Regions from separate parts of the Homo sapiens genome. Here regions 1 and 2 are each linked to region 3. Evidence: chromatin contacts called from ENCODE Hi-C data. All regions are on one chromosome and are shown on one strand. The core of a region is the stretch at or near the end of the contact, and the rest is flanking DNA. Distances in the headings are between cores, read along the strand shown.

Region 1 (2,895 bases), core at 211-2,710, 2.1 Mb after region 3:
ATCCCAGCAGTTTGGGAGGCCCAGACTGGAGGATTGCTGCAGGCCAGGGGTTCAAGACCAGCCTGGGCAACATGGTGAGATGCCATCTCTACAAAAAATTTAAAACATTAGCCAGGCGTGGTGGCTCACGCCTGTAAACCCAGCACTTTGGGGGACCCAGGTAGGAGGATTGCTTCGGCCCATGAGTTTCAGACCAGCCTGGGCAACGTAGCAAGACCCTATTGCTACACAAAAAAATTAAAACATTAGACAGGTGTGGTGGCTCACACCTGTAATCCCAACAGTTTGGGAGGCAAAGGAAGGAAGATCGCTTGAGCCCAGGAGTTCGAGACCAGCCTGAGCAACATAGCAAGACCCCGTCTACAAAACTTTAAAACATTAGTCGGATGCAGTAGCTGGTGCCTGTAATGCCAGCACTTTGGGAGGCTGAGGCAGGAGGACTGCTTGAGCCCAGGAGTTCGAGAGTAGCCTCGGCAACAGAGCAAGACTTCATCTCTACTTCCTATTACAAAAAATAATAATAATAATAAATTCTGAACCTGCAAATCTAGGAACAGAAGTTATCTGCATACACAAAACACAGTGGCGGTCATCACTGATGAGTTCAGACAGTGAACGAGTCCTGCAAAGTTGGAGATCTGTGACTCAGAGATGTTTACAAAGGCCAAGGAAACAAAGTTGCCACTTAACGGGCCTGCCCTCCCCACCAGACCTCCGTGGCTCCCCAGTGCCCGAGAAGCCGCCTCTGGGCCCCCTCTGGAGACGTCCTCCGGAGAAGGGCCCATCCTCACTTACCCTGGGGTGGGTAGGGGTCGAGGTCCCTGGGACGCCCGCTCCTCCCCTCCGGGGCCTGGCGGGGGCGCGCGGTCACTGGCCGACCGCAGGCGGCAGGCAGAGCCGCCTGATGTCTTGGGCGCGGGGCGTGCGAGCCCCCGGGTCCCCGGCCATGGCCCGGAGGTGTCAGGGTGCGCGGGGGGGCGGCTGCACGGGGGCTGCTTGGTTGGAGCCCGACCCGGGACAGGCGGGGAGGCCACACGCGCGGGGAGGGAAGGGTCGGGCCGGGTCGGGCCGGGCCAGGCGCGCAGAAGAGCCGGCGGGGACGGAAAGCGCGGGGCGGGGAGGTCCCAGCGCGCACGCCGCCCCCCCCCCACCCCCGGCCACACCTCGACCCCCGCCCAGCCCCACTTCCGGGAGCGCCACCGCCTCGCCAAGGTCACGCGGAGCCCCCGCGCCCCCGCCCCCGAGCCAGCCCGCGCCCACCCGGGTCCCCGGAGCCCTGACCCCTGCCCCGCCCCGCTGACCTGGCTCCAGGAAGCCCCCGCGGCAGCGCCGCAGCAGCTGCGCCAGGATCACCGCGGCGCCTACCGCGTAGACCCGCAGGGCCGCCCGCGCCGCAGACAATGGCGACATGGCTGCCCCGGCCGCGCCGCCGCCGCTTCCGCGCCGCCCGCGGGACTCTGCGCCCGCCCGCCCGGACGGACGGCGGAAACGCGCGCGCCCCGGACCGCCCCCTGCCCGCCCCGAACCGCCCCGGCCTGCGGGGAACCCCCAACCCCAGACCCCGCCCGGGCCCTCTGGGATCCCGCACCGCCTGCAGGACTGGGGACCCCGAGCGGACAACCGACCCCAGCCAGGACACCCCCCCCAGGACCACAGACTCCAGCCAGGAACCCCCCCCTGCAAGGACCATAGACTTCAGCCAGGACCCCCCCCCCCAGGACCACAGACCCCAGCCAGGACGCCCCCAGGACCACTGACCCCAGTCAGGACCCCCCCTTCAGGACCACAGACCCCAGCAGGGACCCCCCACACACACCCCCAGCCAGGACCACAGACCCCAGCCAGGAATCCCCCCCAGGACCACAGACCCCAGCAGGGACCCTCCACACCTCCTCCAGGACCACAGACCCCAGCAGGGACCCTTCCCCCTCCCGGCAGGACTGCAGACCCCAGCAGGGATCCCCACCACCACAAGACCAACAGCCCCAGCCAGGACGCCCCCAGGACTACAGACCCCAGCCAGCACCCAAGTCAGATCCATAGACTCCTCCCAAGAACACCCCCCAGGACCCCAGACCCCTGCTGGGACCCCCAAGACCACAGGCCCCCCCACTGGGGCACGCCCAGACACCCCACCAAGAACCCCACCAGGACTACAGACCTCCACCAGGACTCCCCAGTACCACAGATCCTCCCAGGGCCCCCCAGGACCACAGACCTCCACTGGGACCCCCACCACCAGGACCCCTCTCCAGGATCACAGACCCCTACTGGGGCCCCCTTCTAGGACCTCCACCTCCATCACAACCACCCCCCGGACCACAGGCCCCAGCCAGCACCCCACAAGACCACAGACCCCTGCCAGGACGCCCCCCAGGACTACAGACCCCAGCTGGACTGCCTCTCCAAGACCCCACACTCCAGCCAAGACCATGGAACCCCATTCAAGCCCCAGCCAGGACCCCCACCATGGGATCACAGATCCCCTACCCAGACCCTGCAGGGGACCAGGACCACCACGGGAACCACCCTCCCCATCTTAGCCAGAATCATGTAACCCCACGCAGACCTCAGCAGGGACCACAAGGACTTGGACCCCATAGGGAACCCCAGACAACCACCCAGAGCCATGCCAGGATTATGGACCAGGACTCCCACAGAGGACTCTGAACAGCTGTAAGGACCATGGACCCCACACCCTAATTCGTACTGACACCACAGAACCTGCCCCAAGCACGGACCCCACACCCCAGTTCCTGCTGACACCACAGAACCTGCCCCAAGCACGGACCCCACACCCCAGTTCCTACTGAGACCACAGACCCCACCCCAATTCCTGCCAGGCCACAGACACCACCCACCAAACCTACCCCTCCACTTCCCTGCCCCCAACAA
Region 2 (2,879 bases), core at 238-2,737, 2.2 Mb after region 3:
ACATTCTTATTCAGGGTGGGGTGTCCTGTACCCCATCAACTGGAAGGTTGTAGCACTTCCTGCTTTCTAGACATGGTAAATGAACTCCCTGGGTCACTGGGAAAGTTGTAGCACTTCCTGCTTCCTGGAGATGGTAAATAAACTTTCTGTGTCACATGGGAGGTTGTAGCACTTCCTGCTGCCCAGAGATGGTCAATGAACTTCCTGAGTCACTGGGAAGGTTGTAGTACTTCCTGCTTCCTGGAGATGGTAAATAAACGTCCTGGGTCACTGAGGAGGTTGTAGCACTTCCTGCTTTCCTAGAGATGGTCAGTGAACATCCTGGGTCACTGGGGAGGTTGTAGCACTTCCTGCTTCCTAGAGATGGTCAATGAACTTCCTGGAGATGTTAAATAAACTTCCTGGGTCACTAGCGAAGTTTGTAGCACTTCCTGTTTCCTGGGGATGGTAAGAGAACTTCCTGGGTCACTGGGGAGGTTGTAGCACTTCCTGCTTCCTAGACATGATAAATGAACTTCCTGGGTCATTGGAAGGTTGCAGCACTTTCTAGTTTAGAGGGACATTATAACACTTCCTGGTTTATCTGGAGATTGTAATGCTTTCTGATTCATAGGGACATTGTAAAACTTTCTGGCTCACATTGTTACATTTCCTGGTTCAAATGGATAATAGTAGCACTTCCTGGTTCACAGGGACATTGTGACACTTCCTGGTTCTTATGGGTAATTGTAGCATTTCCTGGTTCACAGGGACATTGCAACGCTTTTTGGTTCATACACATAATTGTTAGCACTTCCTGATTCCCAGGGACATTGCAACACTTCCTGGTTCATAGGGATAATTGTAGCACTTCCTGTTTCATAGGGACATTGTAATACTTTCTGGTTCATACGAATAACTCTAGTACTTCCTGGTTCATATAGATAATAGTAGCAATTCCTGGTTCACATGGACATTGCAACACTTCCTGTTTCACAGAGACATTGCAACACTTCCTGGTTCATTCTGATAATTGTATAACTTCCTGGTTTGCAGGGACATTGTAACACTTTCTGGTTCATATGGATAATAGCACTTCCTGGTTCATAGGGACATAGTAACATTTCCGGGTTCATACATACGGATAATTGTAGCACTTCCTGGTTCATACGGATAATTGTAGCACTTCCTGGTTTGCAGGGACATTGCAATACTTCCTGGTTCATATGGATAATTGTAGCACTTCTTAGTTTTTAGGATCATTGTGACACTTCCTGGTTCATAGTGACACTGCCACACTTTCTGGTTCATATGGATAATTGTAGAACTTCCTGGTTCATAAAGACATTTGGAACCGTCTGGTTCATAGGGATAATTGTAGCACTTCCTGGTTCATAGGGACATTGCCACACTTCCTGGTTCATCTGGATAATTGTAGCACTTCCTGGTTCATAGGGAAATTGTGACACTTTCTGGTTCATAGTGACATTGCCACACTTCCTGGTCCATGTGGATAATAGTAGCACTTCCTGGTTCGTAGGGACCTTACCACACTTCCTGGTTCATCCAGATAATTGTAGCACTTCCTGGTTCATAGGGATATTGCCACACTTTCTGGTTCATATGGATAATTGTAGCACTTCCTGGTTCATATGGATAATAGTAGCACTTCCTGGTTCACAGGTACATTACAACACTTCCTGGTTCATTCAGATAATTGTAAAACTTCCTAGTTTGCAGGGACATTGTAACACTTTCTGGTTCATATGGATAATTGTAGCACTTCCTGGTTCATAGGGAAATTGTGACACTTTCTGGTTTATAGTGACATTGCCACACTTCCCGGTCCGTGTGGATAATAGCACTTCCTGGTTCGTAGGGACATTGCCACACTTCCTGGTTCATCCAGATAATTGTAGCACTTCCTGGTTCATCGGTAAATTGTGACACTTTCTGGTTCATAGTGATATTGCCACACTTCCTGGTTCATAGTGACATTGCCACACTTCCTGGTCCATGTGGATAATAGTAGCACTTCCTGGTTCATAGGGACATTGCCACACTTCCTGGTTCATCCAGATAATTGTAGCACTTCCTGGTTCATAGGGATAGTGCCACACTTCCTGGTTCATAAGGATAATAGTAGCACTTCCTGGTTCACAGGTACATTACAACACTTCCTGGTTCATTCAGATAATTGTAGAACTTCCTAGTTTGCAGGGACATTGTAACACTTTCTGGTTCATATGGATAATTGTAGCACTTCCTGGTTCATAGGGAAATTGTGACACTTTCTGGTTCATAGTGACATTGCCACACTTCCTGGTCCGTGTGGATAATAGCACTTCCTGGTTCATAGGGACATTGCCACACTTCCTGGTTCATCCAGATAATTGTAGCACTTCCTGGTTCATAGGGATATTGCCACACTTTCTGGGTCATATGGATAATTGTAGCACTTCCTGGTTCATATGGAAAATAGCACTTCCTGGTTCACAGGGACATTACAACACTTCCTGGTTCATTCAGATAATTGTAGAACTTCCTAATTTGCAGGGACATTGTAACACTTTCTGGTTCATGTGGAGAATTGTAGCACTTCCTGGTTCATAGGGAAATTGTGACACTTTCTGGTTCATAGTGACATTGCCACACTTCCCGGTCCATGTGGATAATAGTAGCACTTCCTGGTTCATAGGGACATTGCCACACTTCCTGGTTCATCCAGATAATTGTAGCACTTCCTGGTTCATAGGGATATTGCCACGCTTTCTGGTTCATATCGATAATTGTAGCACTTCCTGGTTCATATGGATAATAGTAGCACTTCCTGGTTCACAGGTACATTACAACACTTCCTGGTTCATTCAGATAATTGTAGAACTTCCTAGTTTGCAGGG
Region 3 (2,998 bases), core at 344-2,843:
AGTTTTCTTTTTTTTTTTTTTTTTTTTTTTTTTGAGATGGAGTCTTGCTCTGGTGCCCAGGCTGGAGTGCAGCCTCTGCCTCCTGGGTTCCAGTGATTCTCCTGCCTCAGCCTCCCGGGTAGCTGAGATTACAGGTACATTAGCCAGAGGCTGCGCTTCTCACCTGCGGTGTATAATCACCTTCTATGAAATAAATGGCGTTTCTTCTAAGAAATACAGTGGGATTTTGGGAGGCCGAAGCGGGAGGATTGCTTGGACCCAGGAATTCCAGAGCACTCTAGGTAACATAGCAAGACCTCGTCTCTGCAAAAATAAATAAATAAATAAATAAACAAAAATTAGCCTGGCGTGATGGTGCACGCCTGTAATCCCAGCTACTGGGGAGGCTGAGGCAGGAAGTCCAACTGTGTTTGCGCCACTGCACTCCAGCCTAGGAGACAGAGCAAGACCCTGTCTCCAAAGAATTGTAAAATAAATAAAAAACGGACCAGGCGCAGTGACTCACGTCTGAAATCCCAGCACTTTGGGAGGCCAAGGCGGGAGGATCACTTGAGGTCAGGAGTTCGAGACCAGCCTGGCCCACATGGGGGAAACCCAGTCTCTACTAAAAATACAACATCAGCCAGGCGTGGTGGCACGTGCCTGTAAGTCCCAGCTCCTCGGGAGCCTGAGGCAGGAGAATCGCTTGAACCTGGGAGGCAGAGGTTGCAGTGAGCCAAGATCGCGCCATCGTACTCCAGCCTGGGCAACAGAGCAAAACTCTGTCTCAAAATTAAAACAAATTAAAATAATAAAATAAAATAAAATAGGAAGCCTTTCTACCTTTATAAATTGTGTGATTTTTAGGTTAACAACTGTCAATGACGGAATGTTCAGTACGTGGGACTTTCTTGTCTGTATGTGTGTGGTGGGGGGGGTCGGGGCGGGGAACAGACTCAATATGAAACCGTTTTGGGGTCTGACGCTCGCCCACCAGCCTCCATCGCGCAGCCACACGCCCACTATGCGACCAGAGCCACCTGCGCAGTTGTTAGCAGAAGGAAGAGTAACTTACTACTCTCGTCCCTGCGGATCTACGGGTGCCTCGAACGTGGGGCGCGTTCCTGGGGCTGGAGGCGGCGCCCAGGGGCAGCGCAGGGCCCGGCCCGGGGGTTCCCGGGGGTTCGAGCCCGCTGGGCCGGGGGGCGGCGAGCGGGGCTGTGGGCCAGGCCCCGGGCTGCTCCCCGTCCCCCGGGGTCGGCTGGTCCCGCCCGGGCGCCTTGATCCGGCGCAGGCAGTCCTGCAGCATCCGCTGCGTGCTGGCCTCGCTGAGCCAGTACAGGAACAGCTCGTCCACCTTCATCTTCAGGACCGGCTGCAGCACTTTGCCGGGCGGCATGGCGGGGGCTGGGCCCGCGGCGCCCCCGGACGCCCGCGCCCCGCCCCGCCCCGGGGGCTTCGGTCCGCCCCGGACCGACCTCGGTGATGCGAGCACGGCCCGCTGAGGGGGCGCGGCGCAGGGAACAGGGCCCGCGCCTCGGGAACTGCGCGGACTCGCGGGGCGCGGGGACCGAGGAGGGGGCGCGGTCCGGCCCGCGCTGCTCAGGGCAGCTTCAAAACGGGCGCGCCGGCCGCGCTCCCAAACAAGGGCGCCCGCGTTCACGTCACTGCGTCGCGTCATCGCGACGATGTCATCACGAGGCGACGCCGCCGCTAGCCACGCGCGCCCCGCGGCCCTCGGAGCTTTTGCAGGAGGCTTTGGTGGGGCCGAGCGGCTGCGGTGAGGACGAGGGAGGGGCTGTGGCGGCCGTACCGCCCGAGCTCTTTCTGCGTTTAGGATTTTTAGAGGCGCGGCCCATGGCGGCGTGGCAGTCCTAGAGCTGCGGAAATGCGAGCATGCGCAATGCGTGCCTGCCAGAGCGAGGAGAGGGTGGAACCTCCGCATGGAGCATGCGCCGTGCATAGCGGTGGAGGAGCGGAGTTCGGGAGGCCGGTCGGGTGAGCGTGCGCAATGGCTGCCCGCGGGGCGCAAGCCAGAGGCTGGGAGGTGTGTGAGCGGGTGGGGCTGGAGGACGGGAGTGCGCCTGCGCAGTGGGAGGCACCGGGAACGAGCGAGCATGCGGGGTGCGCGCCCGCCGAGCTCGGGAGCGAGCGTGCGTCCTACGGGAGCGCGCGAGGAAAAGATCAAACTTTTCAATAACAGCGGGCTACCTGGGACCCAAAGGGCCCCGTTTACTTTAGCTTTGCTTATCAAACAGTAGAGACAGGTTGGAGGAGTTGGACCCCTTTAAACGTTGGTGTTCAGGGATGAGCGTGAAGTGCGTTGAAAATTGCAAAAATCATCCACGTCCAGGGAGGTGACATTAGTTAAATAACTTTACCCAATGGTCGTTTTTGTTTCTGCTTTTAACAGTATCCATAAAAACACTGCATTATCATCTGTCTGGCACACATGCACCTGTTTCCTTTACATCTTGCCCCGCTTTTTATTCATTTTTTATCAAAATAGGGTTTCACCTGGTGTTGCACCCTGTTAGAGAGTAATTTCAAGGTCTTTTATGAGCCAGGTTCTCCTACTTCTGAGCTGCATAAATCGAGCCAGACTCAATAAGTAACCCTTGGCCGGGCGCGGTGGCTCAAGTCTGTAATCCCGGCACTTTGGGAGGCTGAAGCGGGCAGATCACGAAGTCAGGAGTTCGAGACCAGCCTGGCCAGCATAGTGAAACCGCCCCCACCATCTCTACTAAAAATAGAAAAATTAGCCGGGCATAGTAGCGTGTGCCTGTAGTCCCAGCTACTCGGGAGGCTGTGGCGGGAGAATTGCTTGAACCCAGGAGGTGGAGGTTGCAGTGAGCTGAGATCACACCATTGCACTCCAGCCTGGGCGACAGAGCCAGACTTTGTCTCAAAAAAAAAAAAAATAACTCTTTTTTTAGTTTTATTTTTTTTTTGAGTTGGAGTCTCGCTCTGTCGCCCAGGCTGGAGTGCGATGGCAAGATCTCAGCTCACTGTAACCTCC

The links. A loop is a pair of places that touch in the nucleus more often than their neighbours do. Pooled maps may share reads with other maps.
Region 1: a loop to region 3 is called in a map of ascending aorta, with 8 times the contacts of the local background. The contact joins the promoter of DHRSX here to the promoter of PPP2R3B in region 3. A Hi-C loop is called at or near these places in 2 of 168 maps with a recorded cell type or tissue (ascending aorta and naive thymus-derived CD4-positive, alpha-beta T cell), 1 of 37 single-sample maps with no recorded cell type and 9 of 50 pooled maps.
Region 2: a loop to region 3 is called in a pooled map, with 35 times the contacts of the local background. The contact joins the enhancer-like site here to the promoter of PPP2R3B in region 3. A Hi-C loop is called at or near these places in 2 of 37 single-sample maps with no recorded cell type and 7 of 50 pooled maps.

Annotation. Positions count from the first base shown.
Region 1 is chrX:2,499,516-2,502,410 of GRCh38, forward strand. DHRSX (dehydrogenase/reductase X-linked) reads right to left here and starts at 1,461. Exons shown (of 7, transcript NM_145177.3): 1 at 1,302-1,461. The coding sequence starts at 1,410. It overlaps ZBED1 (zinc finger BED-type containing 1), which reads right to left and starts at 1,461. Exons shown (of 2, transcript NM_001171136.2): 1 at 1,302-1,461.
Region 2 is chrX:2,628,669-2,631,547 of GRCh38, forward strand. It overlaps the pseudogene CD99P1. Among named protein-coding and RNA genes, the nearest start is that of LINC00102, 15 kb to the left of the region's middle. Within about 2 kb of position 1,488, at least 11 of the 41 ENCODE cell types and tissues checked have a DNase peak (open chromatin) inside an H3K27ac peak, as active enhancers do.
Region 3 is chrX:385,314-388,311 of GRCh38, forward strand. PPP2R3B (protein phosphatase 2 regulatory subunit B''beta) reads right to left here and starts at 1,594. Exons shown (of 13, transcript NM_013239.5): 1 at 1,055-1,594. The coding sequence starts at 1,378.